Linked DNA regions of Homo sapiens: region 2 is linked to region 1. A link is an interaction called in ENCODE POLR2A ChIA-PET data of the cell type or tissue named here. Cell type or tissue: OCI-LY7. All regions are shown on one strand. Each heading gives the region's core, and the rest is flanking DNA. Links, peaks and the distances in the headings are about the cores only.

Region 1 (7,358 bases), core at 1,488-6,487:
CTAAGGGAATGATTGTTTTACAAGTTCAAGAGTAGCATACCCTCTCAAGGGAAGTACTGGGATACAATATGGCGGCACAGTATCTTATTCCACCCTCGACTTTGTGAGTCAATGCCTTCTTAACAAGAGTCCGAACTGAAGTGAATTTAGACCAATGAATGGAGCCTGATTAAGAGGACTAACCTCATTGTCAATCAAATTTTGTGCCTATTGATATGACTTCTAGGGCAGACTTGTGCTTTTCTCTCCCTTTAACAAATAAAATGAGCATCTACTTTTCCTGAAAGGAAACTGGTTTTTTTTGTTTGTTTGTTTTTTGTTTTGAGACGGAGTTTCGCTCTGTCGCCCATGCTGGAGTGCAGTGGCGCAATCTCTGCTCACTGCAAGCTCCGCCTCCCGGGTTCACGCCATTCTCCTGCCTCAGCCTCCCCAGTAGCTGGGATTACAGGCACCCGCCACCACGCCCGGCTAATTTTTTGTATTTTTAGTAGAGACGGGGTTTCACTGTGTTAGCCAGGATGGTCTCGATCTCCTGACCTCGTGATCCACCCGCCTCGGCCTCCCAAAGTGCTGGGATTACAGGCGTGAGCCACCGTGCTCGGCCCGAAACTAACGGTTCTTTTGTCGTGTTGATGTTGACTGGGCTTCCAGAAGGCCCCTGTCAATCTGGCTTCCAGATAAATATTCCCTGGAATAATTTCATTCCAAAGAATTTAAAGTACTTGGAGTTGATCCTTTGAGTTAAAATCCTTTACAAGTGTCACTTCATTAATCTTCAGTGAGAGGGTGAACTTTACGATGAGACCATTTTATGGATGAGGAAAGCTGAAGCACAAGGGTTTTATGGCAACTGAGAAGGGCCTGAGGCTGGCTCTCAGTGATGGCTTCTTCCCACTCACAGCCTTCTGCCTCTATCATGCCTCACAGCAAAGTAGAGTCAGCCTCTTCCCAAAACAGGTGATCGATTTCCAAAGGAGGGTGGGTGGTTTAGTTTTCTGATCTGAGTTTTTCAAACCTCCCACGTTTGGCAGGTCAAGGCAGGACCAATCTACTTCTAGAATCCATTTTTGTTGGCTGTCTATAAGGCTAGTATGTCTCAAGCACATTGGGAAATTAAAGAAAACAACCATTAGTGTTTCTGACACATGAAATGCCTACCAGGGTCTTTTCTACCAGGGTCTTTTTCCTGCTCATTATGAAGGCTAATATGAAAATATTGCTATAGTGAGCAGAAGAAAAGCAGTATCTGAATGACTTTTCGTCTCAATGCAGTGCAAATGCCTGCAGTTCAAATGCAGGAACTGCCTCATCTCCTTTGCTTTTGGCCAGGAAGAGCTCATTTATTACCCATCACTAGGAAGAGCATGGCAGAGCCCTCATTATCTTGGATCCATGCTTTCCAAATCAATCAGCTCCCCGCTACACTGCTGGGCTTTCTAATTTAAATGTCAGCTAAAGTTAGAATATGTTCTTTAAAAATGTCAGAGCCTCGTTAACTTTGGCTTTGTGTTGCCCTGTCTATCACAATGAGGTTGGCAATGTTAAGGAAATTATTTTTCTAAGAATTCTTGAACTAAGGCTCCTCTTTGAATTTCAATGATACTCTTCCTAAAAGTCTTGCTCTGGTTCAAAATCAAGATGTTCCATATTACTGGCATCTACAAATAGCCACTTTTCAGAATGTATAAGGATTTCTAAATGACTTCTCACTTTTGAATTCACACTGTGAAAAATATTCTAAAAGCTGAAATTTGATCCATGTTTTTCAATGGGCTTTTGCGGTTTGGCAACTGATCTTGGACAGGACTGTCCTACTCACCACAGGACCTTTAGCTTTCCTGCTTCTCCTGTTCACTTAATGCTAGTAATTCTTCCCAGTTATTGTGATCTTGGAGTGCAGAACATGATACCCCAAAGTATGACACCTTGGTGTGTTGAGTACTTTGAACTGAAAGAGACTGGAAGGGCCTCAAAAGCAAGATCTTCTGACCTTCCCCCACCCTCCTGTCTCCTGTCGCTCTTTCTTCCCCAAGCAAATCATAGAAACCAGAATTCCTCTTCCCCAAAGGTGAGTCATAGAAACTCGAGTCCCTCTCTCCCAAAGCAAGCCATAAAACCTAGAAAGGCCACTGTCTTCCTTTTCTCTTCTCCTTTGAAGACCCTTATTCTAGAGAGGTCCTGCTCCAAACCTGGGAAGAAGAAATGCTACACAGAGAAGGGACTGGGATTAGTGCCCTTATAAAAGAAGCCTCAGAGAGCTGCCTTGCTTCTTCCACCACGTAAGGACTCAGCTAGAAGGAGCCATCTATAAACCAGAAGAGGAGCCCTCACCAGACACTGAATCTGCCAGAGCCTTTAGCTTGGGCTTCTCAGCCTCCAGAACTATGAACAATAAATTCTGTCCTCTATAAGCTACCCAGTCTATGGTATTTTGTTTTAACAGCCAAAAGACTAAGACAGCGAAATGGTGGATCATGTCTACAGCATGATAGCAACTGGGCAATTGGGTACTTTTGGCCTCATACTAACATATGGAAGGACAAAATGGAAGGAAAATGGTAGTTTGTTTAAGTATACTGAAGTGACTTCAAACAGTGTGCGTATACAAACAAGTATGGATGAAGGCACACACACACAGAGAATACATACTAATGTCTGCCAAATATAAAACACTTCTCGAAATTTGATGATTTAGAGGGAAAGTGGATTTTCTTCTTGAATTAACTCCCTGTGCTGGCTCTGGTTTTATTGGTTTCAAGCTTTCCATTGTTGCTCTTTTCCTAAAGCATTTAACAGATGTCCCTTCAAAGGCATTGAACCACTGCTGTTGTTTTTTCTCTCACCCCAATTTCCTTTTCAGTTCACAAAGTACCCAGAATATACTTTCTCCTGTATCTATATGTGGTGGGGAGAAAGAAAAGGCAAACAGAATTATATTTAATAAGTCACTTTTCTTATTAATACCCAGAGATGTAAAAATCAATCACAGTTGATTCAAATGGCAAATACTACTTTCTGTAGCCTCACTAAATGCTTTCTCCGATGAGATAAATGGACATAATCCTCAAATGACAAGAAACATGGAATATACAACAGATTTAACAGTCATGTTTAAGGGTGAGTGAACTTTAGGTCGCAGTTGTAGAGGACAATGCGGAAATGAAGATGCAGACTTAAGTTTTCTCCCCAGATAGTGATAAATTCACATTGATCCAATTTGTCCCTGTTTCCCTGTCTCTATGGCTCTTAATAGCACAACCAAAAGATGTCTGATTTCTAAGATGGAAGAGTGCTGCCTGCAGCCTTCACCTAGTTGTTTTTTGTTTGTTTGTTTGTTTTGTTTTGTTTTAAACTGCCCCATTCATAGACTGAAACCCTCACAGAATCAGGCTGTAATTAGTGACATGTAGAGACATGGCAAGACTGGGAAAACTTATGTCTGTGGATGTGCCTGACTCCTTAGAGGTGTAGGAGTTTGACGAGACACATGCTTTAGTTGAGAGTGTGCTCTTGCACACACCACCACACACACACATACACAAACACTTGACCTCCCAGGCCACGCAATTCCCCATTGCATCATTACTTTCTAACTCATCCTGCATAGTCTGTGGGTGGGAAGAGGCCAAATTTGGGCCACCAGGACACAGTCCACCAGGAAACAAAGTACCTCTGTGATGCTTTTTGATTCAGACAACCCCACCTCCACAGCTGCGAGACAAACAAAAAATGATCATGCTTCAAAAGCTACCAGTTCAAGCAAAACTGCTGCCAACCCAGCAGAAAAGCCTTTAGACATTTTTAAGCCATTAACTACTTCCTGCCAACCAGGAGGCTATATGGGGACACCACTCACTGGGGCCACTAAGCAGGATTCCAATGGAACCTAATCTGCTGAATTCAGACCTAAACCTCATGTTACTATATTACTTAAGAGAAAATAGAAATACAGTGTTTTAAAAAGCAAAAGATTTAGTTCAAACTGAAACAAATATTCTCCAAATTAAACTCAAACCAGACTGATGTTTCATTCACTTTCCAGTCTTAAAGGCATTCCCATGACAATTTCTCCTTGGCAGTTGCGCAGCCAGTGTCTCTCTTGGCTATCAATTCGCTGATGACAATACTACCAGGGGGCTGGACAACTAATAGAGCTCCAGTCTGCAAACTTGGCCTTCCTGCCAGGCAGCTTAAAAACCATTTACACAGTCCAGTTTGACTTTCGAGTGTTCAGAGAGATGGGTCGTTTGAACTCACTGATCCAAGAACATGTTTTTGTATATTCCTGGGCCTATCATAAATCAGACCAAAAAAGAAAGAAAGGTTGGACTGCTTGGCCATTTCAAGCAATTATTCTGTCTGGCATGGGTGGAGGAGAAAATAGAGTAGTGTCAGCAGAGTTATCAGCAGTTAGTTCTACTGAAGAAAATGTCACATGTCCGGTGCCAAGCACGTCTGACTGCTTTGTCTCGGATTGTCTCTATTTTTCTTTCTCTCTCACGTACACACATACCCTCTTTAATTACTAACAGAAAATAGTGCATTCTGCACACTTCACATCTGTTCAAGCCTTAATTAATCCAACTCTCATAGTCTCCATAGCAACGATGCTTAACAGGCTCAGATTCCACATTAGAAAACCTTCCTCTAAGTGAGTGACTCAAAATATGGCCATTACAAAAATGTTTACATTAATTCTGTGTCAGATATAATAAGAAATTTGCATGGAGGGAGTTTGGATGGAAAGATGGAGTTGTATGATCACATTCAGCTTCATCATAGTAAAAACTGCCCCAAACTAGGAACAGAAGTTAACATTAATTTTCTAAGCTATTGCAAAAAAAAAAAAGAAAAGAAAACATAATCCCATTACTACCTTTATGTTACTAGCAATTCCTGTGCTACGGAAGATTAACGACCACAGTTGCCTCGATGGAGCACACAGTTACTGTTCGTAGGGTAGCAAGAAGAAACGCAAGTGTTTTTAAAAAAAAAAAAAAAAAAAAAAAAAACTCTTCAGGAGGTGTGTTTCCTGAGCTATGGCTCTACAGACCTTAATTAAAAGCCTATTGTCCTTTGCTGGCACCTGCCAGCATCTTACCCAAATCAGAGCTTGTCAGCAGCAGAGAGGTGGACCAAGGCTTTCCAAGGAGGCTGTGAAGCTGCCACGGGAAATGTCAAGCACATTTCTAAGAGCCTGTTTTAGCTCCGTGGCCAATGCAGATGCTGTCGTTCATGCTGGCTATGTTTGTGTTTATATTTGAAGCTGTTATGTTAGAGATTGTAAAAATAAGCACTGGCAACTATGCAGAAAACCTGCTCAGACATTATACAGGGTGTGAGGGGCTGGGGCGAGTAGTGGTAAAGAGAGCATGAAAAAATGAAGCCAGGCATTTACCCCCAAATGGCATTTCAGCCCATACCCGCTTCCATCATTAAATGTTTAACTTGGGTTGCTAACAAGAAGTAAACCATTCATCAGAGTTCTAGCTGCTTTCTCCCTCACTGTTTCCTTCTATGAATAGGCAAACAACCCAAAACCAGCTCAGGAGAGAAAGAAAAGAACTTAGACACACTCTTGAGTAAGTAAAAATACATGTTAGGAGACAAATCAGATCTCATTTATGAAATAAAATGGAGACACTCAATTGAGCTTCTGAACAAGAAGAGAAGGTTTTTCATACTTTCCCTAGGGACTGAAATTGTGTGCCCTAGGAGACAGTTTAACCCTGGATTGCCTGGAGACAGAGCCAAGTTAAATTTATTGCCAGACCTATGCATAAAAAAGGGGAAGGTGGAAATTGGGGCTCTTCCAGAAATAAGGAACAGTTCTCTAATGTAACTATAGAATCTAGTGAAATTAGCAAAGAAAATATAATCCTGTGTTCGTACCAAGTTCATTCTTTCTCCTTGGGCAATTGTTATGAGACCCATAGCTGCTGGTAGTATCTAAAACCTTTGACTTTCTGCCATTCAAAGAGTAGACAACTAGGATTCAAATAATGGCATGTTGAAGTTTCTCAGCCATGAAGCTTCTACAGAACCACTGAACCATGGTCCCTTGTTACTTCACCCAAAACGATGTTCAATCATCAACTCGAGCTGACTGCTTTGAACTCACCAGCCAGAGGCAAAGAAATGTAATGGATCAGAGTTCTAGTTCTAGTTCTGACGACCCTTTGATCTCTGATTTCCAAAGACTCTTGTTCATCCTCTCATCCAATAAGTAGCATGAAGCTCTTACTCTGAGCCCAGCATCCTAACAGGCTTTGATCTTCGACATCTCTCAGCACGGGAAAATGAGCTGGACAAAACCAAAGTAGCGATGCCCTAGCTACTTCGATTCTTGAGCATGCCCAAGCCTGCCTTCTTTCTACCCCTATCCCCAGCATATAACAACTGCTCTCATTTTTAGAGTGCTGACTGTATGCCGTTTACTGCACTGGGCTTCTTCAAGTAGTTCACAACAGCCCTGCAAGACATGGCTATTGTTATTATTTTTTATTTATTTATTTATTTATTTATTTTGAGACGAAGTCTCGCTCTTGTCCCCCAGGCTGGAGTGCAGTGACACGATCTCGGCCCACTGTAACCTCCGCCTCCCAGGTTCAAGCAATTCTCCTGCCTCAGCCTCTCGAGTAGCTGGGACTACAGGCACCTGCCACCATGCCTGGCTAATTTTTGTATTTTTAGTAGAGACGGGGTTTCGCCATGTTGGCCAGGCTGGTCTCGAACTCCTGACTTCAGGTGATCCGGACATAGCTATTATTATCCTCATTTCATAGGTAAGCAAACCTAGCTCAGAAGCAAGGTTGCAGGATTGTACAACTCCATAAGTTTCCACTCACGTTGGAATCTACGCGTATGTGTGCTCCAGAGCATGAATAGTGCCCCCTGGTGGTGTGCAACCCTGTGGCCCTGGGGGAGATCCAGTAAGTAGGGCCCAAGTCTGTTTGGCTTTTCCATATTTTTTTGCTGCCTGTCTCACATTGGTAGAGGGACATCTGTGCATGAGAGGCAGTCAGGAAAGAAAAGAGCAAACTCTGCATGTCAATCAAGATAATTCTGGAATCTTCCATGTGTTCCCCTCCTTTTTTTCTTTTCCATGCTCCACTCAGCCCTAGGTGGTAGATTAAAACAGGGAGCTATGGGTAGCATCAGGGTTGGGTAAAAAATAAAGCAGAAGAGGTACATGAGCCTGTCTCTTTTTTTCTCCACTTACAATCTTGCCTTGTGGGTTATCATGCAAGTCATCAATCCACCCCTTAGCGGTACACTTAGGCATCCTCTTGGTCCCCTCTGTTCCAATAAGCATCTTCAGGTGATCCCAGGACCCCTTTTACTCTTAGTTTCTTGTG
Region 2 (7,358 bases), core at 1,374-6,373, 410 kb before region 1:
TCTCTCTCTTTTTTTTTTTTAGAGATGATGTCACCCAGGCTGGAGTGCAGTGGTACAATCATAGCTCATAGCTCACTGCAGCCTTGAACTCCTGGGCTCAAGTGATCCTACCATCTCAACCTCCTGAGTAGCTGGGACTACAGGTGCAAGCCACCGTGCCCAGCCCTATTTGACCTCTGATAAAGAGTGTTGTTTGGCTAGAAAACCTTATCCTCAGAAGCAGAGTGAGGAGGGGAACTTGCATCTAGGCCATTTGGGGCCTGCCATACTTTGCCAGATGTCAAGACAGCACGTAATATTGGGTGTTGACTTTAGGTCTTATATCACACCTTCTTCTTTTGTCTTCATCCTTTCCCCCACTTCCTGTGCTTTCCTTTTGTCTCCTCTCATTCTTAGGCAATGGGTTTAAGGTCAAAGACACAGGCCTGGGCTCAGATTCTTGCCCTATCACTGACCAGCTGTGCAGTTATAGGTGAGGTTCTCAAGATCTCTTGGCTTCTGCCTTCTTATTCCTAGAAATCAGAAAATATAAGTCTCTTTAAAATGCATCTGTTTTGAGATCTAAATGAAAGCCTGAAAAGCCTTTTATCACAGTGAAAAGTGCTCAATAAATGTCAGCCATGCTCATTTAAATGGCCTAACTCTGGTAGTGACATTTGGGGCCAAAGGATAGCTCTTGATGGCTGGGTCTGAAAGCCCGTTTCAGGATGAGGTAGTGTCAGCTCTGTTAAGGTAACAGGATTGGGCCTGAGCTGTTAGAAACTTGGCCTCAATAAGACTCTAGCTGAGGTATCTTTTCTTTCTCAAGAATCTCAAGGGCTTAGGCCAGCACAGCCTGTGCACTCATGCTTTTAAAAAAACCAAAAACCCAAAACCAAACAGAAAAATGCAGCAACAATAGCTGCTTGGGCCCACATGTCACTCTATTATCTCCCACCGTTGGCCTGTGCCAGTACAATCAATTGTTCCACGGTCCCATTTGGTAACTTGGAAACTGTTTGCGCTGAGGATCTATGATAAGCACTTTGGCTGGAACTAACGTCCCTTTGGAGGTGAGGAGGGAGAAAAGGAAAGCAAGATGACCTGGCTGGGGACAGGCAATTCTCTAAATGCTGGCCTAAAGGGACTGAGTTCTTGAAAGCAGGTGACTAGAAAGAGAATATTGTTCTACTTCCTTCTTTTTTCTTTATTCTCTGGGCTCACATTTCTAAGATCTTTAATTTTCAAAACTTAAACAAGAAAGTGTATTAATCTTAAATGTCTCCCATTAATCATCAAGTCCAGCCCAGCGACGAGAGATAGATGACTCACTTCCACAGGTGATTTCTTGGTAATGGTGGGTCAAGGTTTGCCCCTCCATTTCCCCTACTGTCTCACTAATGGAGAAAGCGTCCCCTTAGGAAGTACCTGTCTTGGAGCAATTTGTCAAGGGAAAATTGCAGGTGGGAATAGCCACTGACAAGAAAATATTTCTCTTAGGGAAACAAGGTGAGTAGCATAGCATGGTGATTATAAGCATAGGCCCTACCTTTGAGAGTTGTTGTAGGATTAAATTACAGAATTAAATAAAGCACATAATTCAGTGTGTGACATAGTAAGTAGGTCTGCGATAAATAGTGAATATTTACTACACCCCTTTACATGCCAGACACTGTACTGAGGACTTTTGCCATCATTTGAGCCACATCATATTTCATTGACTGAGCTATTATTTCCCTCTGGTTTACAGACGGGGAAACCAAGATGCTACGTGACTTGCTCAAGATCACACAGGTAGTAAGAGACAGAACCAGGATTTGTACCCATGTAATCTGACTCTGAAGTGCATGTTCCAATCACTACACATGCTGCTCTCGGTGAACAGTGACTCTTACTATGAAACAGGAGGCAAAATGAGCTTGCTGCCATGAGGATAGAGCCCAGGATGTTGTCCTGTGTGTTGTAGAGTGATGTATCCTCTTCTACCTCAACGACCACTAGGTTCCTGTAGGCAAATTAGGAGTGATTGAGCCATGAGGAATAAATCCAGCCACTCCACTGCTTTTGCTGACTGATACTCAAGTTCTTTTGTAGAAACTTGAAATTCCACAATATCAGTAGGGAAGAATAAGAGGTTACTTTTAGTTCCCCAGGCAGTGTGCCAAAGGTTGAGATGCTCTTTAAAAAATTTTAAAGAGTTGCCCTTTCTGACCGTGACAAATCTCATCCCATAAATGTCAGATAAGTTGCTCTGCCACACAGCAGGTGGTCTGTCCCCAACTCCCTGTTAGTGCTGGGCCCTGGCAAAGTCAGGAGGTTGTGCGGTGGGTTCTACAGAGGGCCCTGTCCAGACATGGATGCCCTGGGGCTTGGGAGAGGGCTTCCAGAATGTGGGGCAGGAGGTAGTGCTGAAGGACAGCTTCAAATTCTGGGAATACTTGGAAGAGTGAAAAGGCAAGTCTATTTTCATATGGTTGAAGACAGCCCTACCCTCTAAGACCATTTGCAGATGTGAGTCTAGCAGTTTCTATGAAATGTCTTTGTCCCCAACTGGCAGAATCTAGAAAAACCTCGTGGGGTTGGAATGACCCAATTTGCTGACTCCAAAGCCAGGCTTTGGTCATCATGCAGGCAATTCTGTCTTCATGCGGTTGCATGCAGGTGAGGCTGGAGCAGACAGCATGTTCTGGAACACCTTAATGATGTCAGGACGCTTTTCATTGCTCATCTATCACGTAACAGCTCAGATTTGCAATGTGCTACCTGCGTTCTCCCTTTAGCACAGACAATGCGTTCTTTCAACAGTGTGCGGCTCCATGGGAAAGGCTCTGCTGAAAGTGAAGTGGTGGGGTCCACAGCTGCCCCTCTGGGAAGGAGTGGTATGGGGGCAGGTGGGGACCAGATGCCTGGCCACAGCCGAGCTGGGGATGAGCACATGGAACAACCGCTTCTGGTTACACTTACTCGTTTCTCTGTGCTGAAAGGTGTCATATAAATGCTAAGAACAGAGAGAGATGGGGCCTATTTATTTGCATTTTGTCTAATGTGAGCAGATGCAGATAGAAAAGAGGCTTAGCCACAGCCGTTCACCTGCCCCGCTAGGCCTTCCATCTTCAGTTCATTTCAATGCCTCCCGCGTCAGTTCCGCTCCAGTGCTGCAGCAGACATGGCATGGGGTGCAAAAGGGGCACATGCCCTCTGTCTTCAGTGGGTTTGCAAAACTTGTGAAAGAGACAGGTTTAACCACAGGAACCATCTGAGGACAATACAACCCAGCATATGGCTCAGTGGTAAGTCATGGGGAACAATTGAAATGCTGGAGGAGGTTGTGGAAGAGAGGACCACGCGTGGATGGGCAGGAAGGCTTCTTAGGGGAAATGAACTGGACTTGCCCTGTGAAGCTGGCCAGCAGGTAGGTGGGCAAAGATGGTGAGCATCGATTGTCTACGCCCTTTGCCAGACCCTCACATCTGCTATTCTACTGACATACTCCCCTCCTCTCTTTCAGTGGTTGGGTCTCCCTTATCAATTAGGACTTGGCTTAAAAGACTTCCACGAGGCTTTCCTCAACTGTTCTAAGTAGCAGTGCTCTGCACTGCATTATTCTCTATCACAGTATTCTGTTTTTTCCTCCCTCAATGTAATACAATGTATAATTAGATGTTTGCTTGTTTCAGTCTTCCCCATTGCATTTCAGCCACCACACAGTCAGGGGCCATATGTCTGCTTCATTCACTTTTATATTCACAGACATGCACAATGCCTGGAGCCTAAGAGGTGCTCAGTAAATACTTGCTGAATGAATGAGTGACCTTTGAGGAAAGCCTCATTAGCAAATATATTTCTTGGCCAGTTGAATCCAAGCTCTTGTTTTATATTCCAGAAAGAAAACCTGCAGATTCCATTGATCTGGCATGGAGCTGGATGTCTTTCAGGATGAAGAGTTTTCATTAAAACACAGCCACAACAAAGCAAGAAAAAAGAGCAATTGATGTAAGCATGCCAGTCAGGTTCACATGTTAAGAAACAGAATAAGGCCGGGCGCGGTGGCTCACGCCTGTAATCCCAGCACTTTGGGAGGCCGAGGCGGGCAGATCACGAGGTCAGGAGATCGAGACCATCCCGGCTAAAACGGTGAAACCCCGTCTCTACTAAAAATACAAAAAATTAGCCGGGCGTGGTGGTGGGCGCCTGTAGTCCCAGCTACTTGGGAGGCTGAGGCAGGAGAATGGCGTGAACCCGGGAGGCGGAGCTTGCAGTGAGCCGAGATTGCGCCACTGCACTCCAGCCTGGGCGACAGAGCGAGACTCCGTCTCAAAAAAAAAAAAAAACAAAAAAAAAAAAACAGAATAAAAAGAAATAAAAATTGATAAACAATTGTAAATCATACCAAGGCCCTGCATAAATATGACTTGCTATTATGCATAATACAATACATGGCATTTTTGTCTTGGAACCTGTCCAATGTGGTTTATTATTGGAAGAATTGGGTGAATCTTGTTAAAACACAGCTTTACCTGAAATTTGATCCCTAGGTGTGAACCCAGAGGACAATCTTATGGGGATTTTCCAATTATGGTTTTAAGTAAGGAGTTGTGGAATTCTCATTTCATCCTCTTCAAAATTTCTTGCTTTAAATGAATGAGTAGACTGAATTATTCTCCTTTTAAAAAACAATTGTTTTGCTTGGTGAAGACCAGAAGAATCATGCCAGTTCTAATGCAGGAGAGAAATACATTTTAAAAAAGAAATATCCTTGGCTATACAGTTGATTGCCTTTCTATTCAAATTTAATCTGAGCAATATATAATTTTAATTACAGAAATTAGAGGCTACAAATCAGAAATATCCTTACATTTCTTGAGTTAACAAAAATGATCTTCCTTTACTTGTGTAAAATTTCATTTGGAAAAAGGGAAAAGAGAGTAAAGAGATGGAGTAAAAAGATGTGCATCTGTAATGTTGGCTCTGTGCAATCAGTATCTTGATAATCATATTTTATACAAACTCTCCGGCAAAACCAGAGTCAAGATGTTTTAGGAATTACTCCTCCTCACTCCTCCACCCCCACATTCCACCACTGGGAGTCAAATTGTCTGTGGAAAAATACATCCTAATATTAAAAACGGCTTTCTGATTGAACTGTGGCATATTCTTGAAGCTGCCGTGCAAGAGTCTCTTGCAAGAGTTTAAAAATTCTATAGATCAGGTACTTAATGATTTACAGAATAGGAAAAATAACGCTGGTGGTTTGAGCTGAAAAGCACTTTGTCAGGACTGCCTATGATCTTCTTAATACTGACAAAGAATAATGATACATATTTCTATCCATTATGGTTGGGTTGAGGTGAGGGTCAAAAGCTGGGTTCTATGAGATACTGATTCCTAGACGGTCCCCATCCTCCTCATCCCCACTGGTCTCTGGGCTGAGTCTATACTCAGGCAGAGGAGAGATAACTGCTATAGTCAAACTCAGGACTGCTGTGAGGGATCTATTTCTTTCTTTCTTTCTTTTTATTTATTTTTTTGAGATAAGGTCTCACTCTTTCACTCAGACTGGAGTGCAGTGGCGCAATCACGGCTCACTGCAGCATTGACCTCCTGAGCTTCGGCGATCCTCCCATTTCAGCCTCCCCAGTAGCTAGGACTACAGGTGTACACCACCACAACCAACTAATTTTTTGTGTGTATATTTTTTGTAGAGACAGGGTTTCTCCATGTTGCCCAGGCTGTTCTGGAACTCCTGGGCTCAAGTGATCCACCTGCCTTGATCTCCCAAAGTGCTTGGATTATAGATGTGAGGCACCATTCTGGGCCAGGATCTATTTCTTTTGTGCCCTGGTTTATTTCAGGGTGTTGTATGCAGGACACTGATCAACCCTCACATTCTCTGCCTACAGTGTATATAACTGTGCTGAAGGGGCTTTTCCCAGAGCCAGACTCTAAACCTTGGATATACACAGATGCCCAAATGCTGTAAAGTACTATAGAGTGCAGATCATTATATAGTATGAATATGATCATTTCCAAAAAGCAATGTGATTTTAAAACTTGCTTTATTGCCTAAGCTCTGGAATTGATTATTTTTCAATCTTTTTTGGATACCTGTGTTATCTTGGTCAATGTAAATTAATAAGAATGATGGTTATGAATAATGTGCTGTCATTGACATTTACTTGGATGTCAGAGAATGGATGTTAGCAGTGGGGATATCTGTGTGGATGCAGAACCTGGGACTCATTCCTTCTTACTCACTACCTTTAGAATTTATTCTTCCTGGGGGCAGTTCCAAGATGGCTGAATAAGAACAGCTCCAGTCTATAGCTCCCAGCATGAGAGATGCAGAAGACGGGTGATTTCTGCATTTCCAACTGAGATACAGGGTTCATCTCACTAGGGCTTGTCAGACAGTGGGTGCAGGACAGTGGGTGCAGCACACCAAGAGTGAGCCGAAGCAGGGTGAGGCATCACCTCACCCAGGAAGCACAAGGGGTCAGGGAATTCCCTTTCCTATCCAAGCAAAGCTGTGACAGACAGCACCTGGAAAATCAGGTCACTCCCACCCTAATACCGCACTTTTCCAATGGTCTTAGCAAACGGCACACCAGGAGATTATATCCCATGCCTGGCTCAGAGGGTCCCACGCCAACGGAGCCTCACTCATTGCTAGCACAGCAGTCTGAGATCGAACTGCAAGGCAGCAGCAAGGCTGGGGGTGGGGGGGTGCCCGCCATTGCTGAGGCTTGAGTAGGTAAACAAAGTGGCCGGGAAGCTTGAACAGGGTGGAGCCCACCACAGCTCAAGGAGGCCTGCCTGTCTCTGTAGACTCCACCTCTGGGGGTAGGGCATAGCCAAACAAAAGGCAGCAGAAACCTCTGCAGACTTAAGTGTCCCTGTCTGACAGCTTTGAAGAGAGTAGTGGTTCTCCCAGCATGGAGTTTGAGATCTGAGAACGGACAGACTGCCTCCTCAAGTGGGTCCCTGACCCCCGAGTAGCCTAACTGGGAGGCACCCCCCAGTAGGGGCAGACTGACACCTCACACGGCTGGGTACCCCTCTGAGATGAAACTTCCAGAGGAAGGATCAGGCAGCAACATTTGCTGTTCAGTAATATTCGCTGTTCTGTAGCCTCTGCTGCTGATACCCAGGCAAACAGGGTCCGGAGTGGATCTCCAGGAAACTCCAACAGACCTGCAGCTGAGGGTCCTGACTGTTAGAAGGAAAACTAACAAACAGAAAGGACAATCTGTACGTCACCATCATCAAAGACCAAAGGTAGATAAAACCACAAAGATGGGGAAAAAACAGAGCAGAAAAGCTGAAAATTCTAAAAATCAGAGTGCTTCTCCCCCTCCAAAGGAACGTAGCTCTTCACCAGC

Evidence for each region. ChIA-PET counts read pairs that join two places held together with the same protein. Peaks named below come from ENCODE experiments on the same cell type or tissue, not always from the same donor. Only the 100,000 strongest peaks of a DNase experiment are listed, where the experiment ranks them.
Region 2: POLR2A ChIA-PET joins it to region 1 with 11 read pairs; 2 of 35 experiments call an interaction of 5 or more read pairs at or near these places.

The regions. Positions count from the first base shown.
Region 1 is chr5:73,945,241-73,952,598 of GRCh38, reverse strand. It overlaps LOC105379034 (a long non-coding RNA gene), which reads right to left and starts at 6,501. Exons shown (of 4, transcript XR_001742745.1): 1 at 5,102-6,501. In OCI-LY7, for the core only: no CTCF peak of the experiment used is centred there; DNase peaks (open chromatin) are centred at 3,768 and 6,058; H3K4me3 peaks cover 289 bases; H3K27ac peaks cover 961 bases.
Region 2 is chr5:74,350,135-74,357,492 of GRCh38, reverse strand. The region is part of intron 3 of LINC01331 (long intergenic non-protein coding RNA 1331); the gene reads left to right. Among named protein-coding and RNA genes, the nearest start is that of LINC01333, 32 kb to the right of the region's middle. In OCI-LY7, for the core only: no CTCF peak of the experiment used is centred there; no DNase peak of the experiment used is centred there.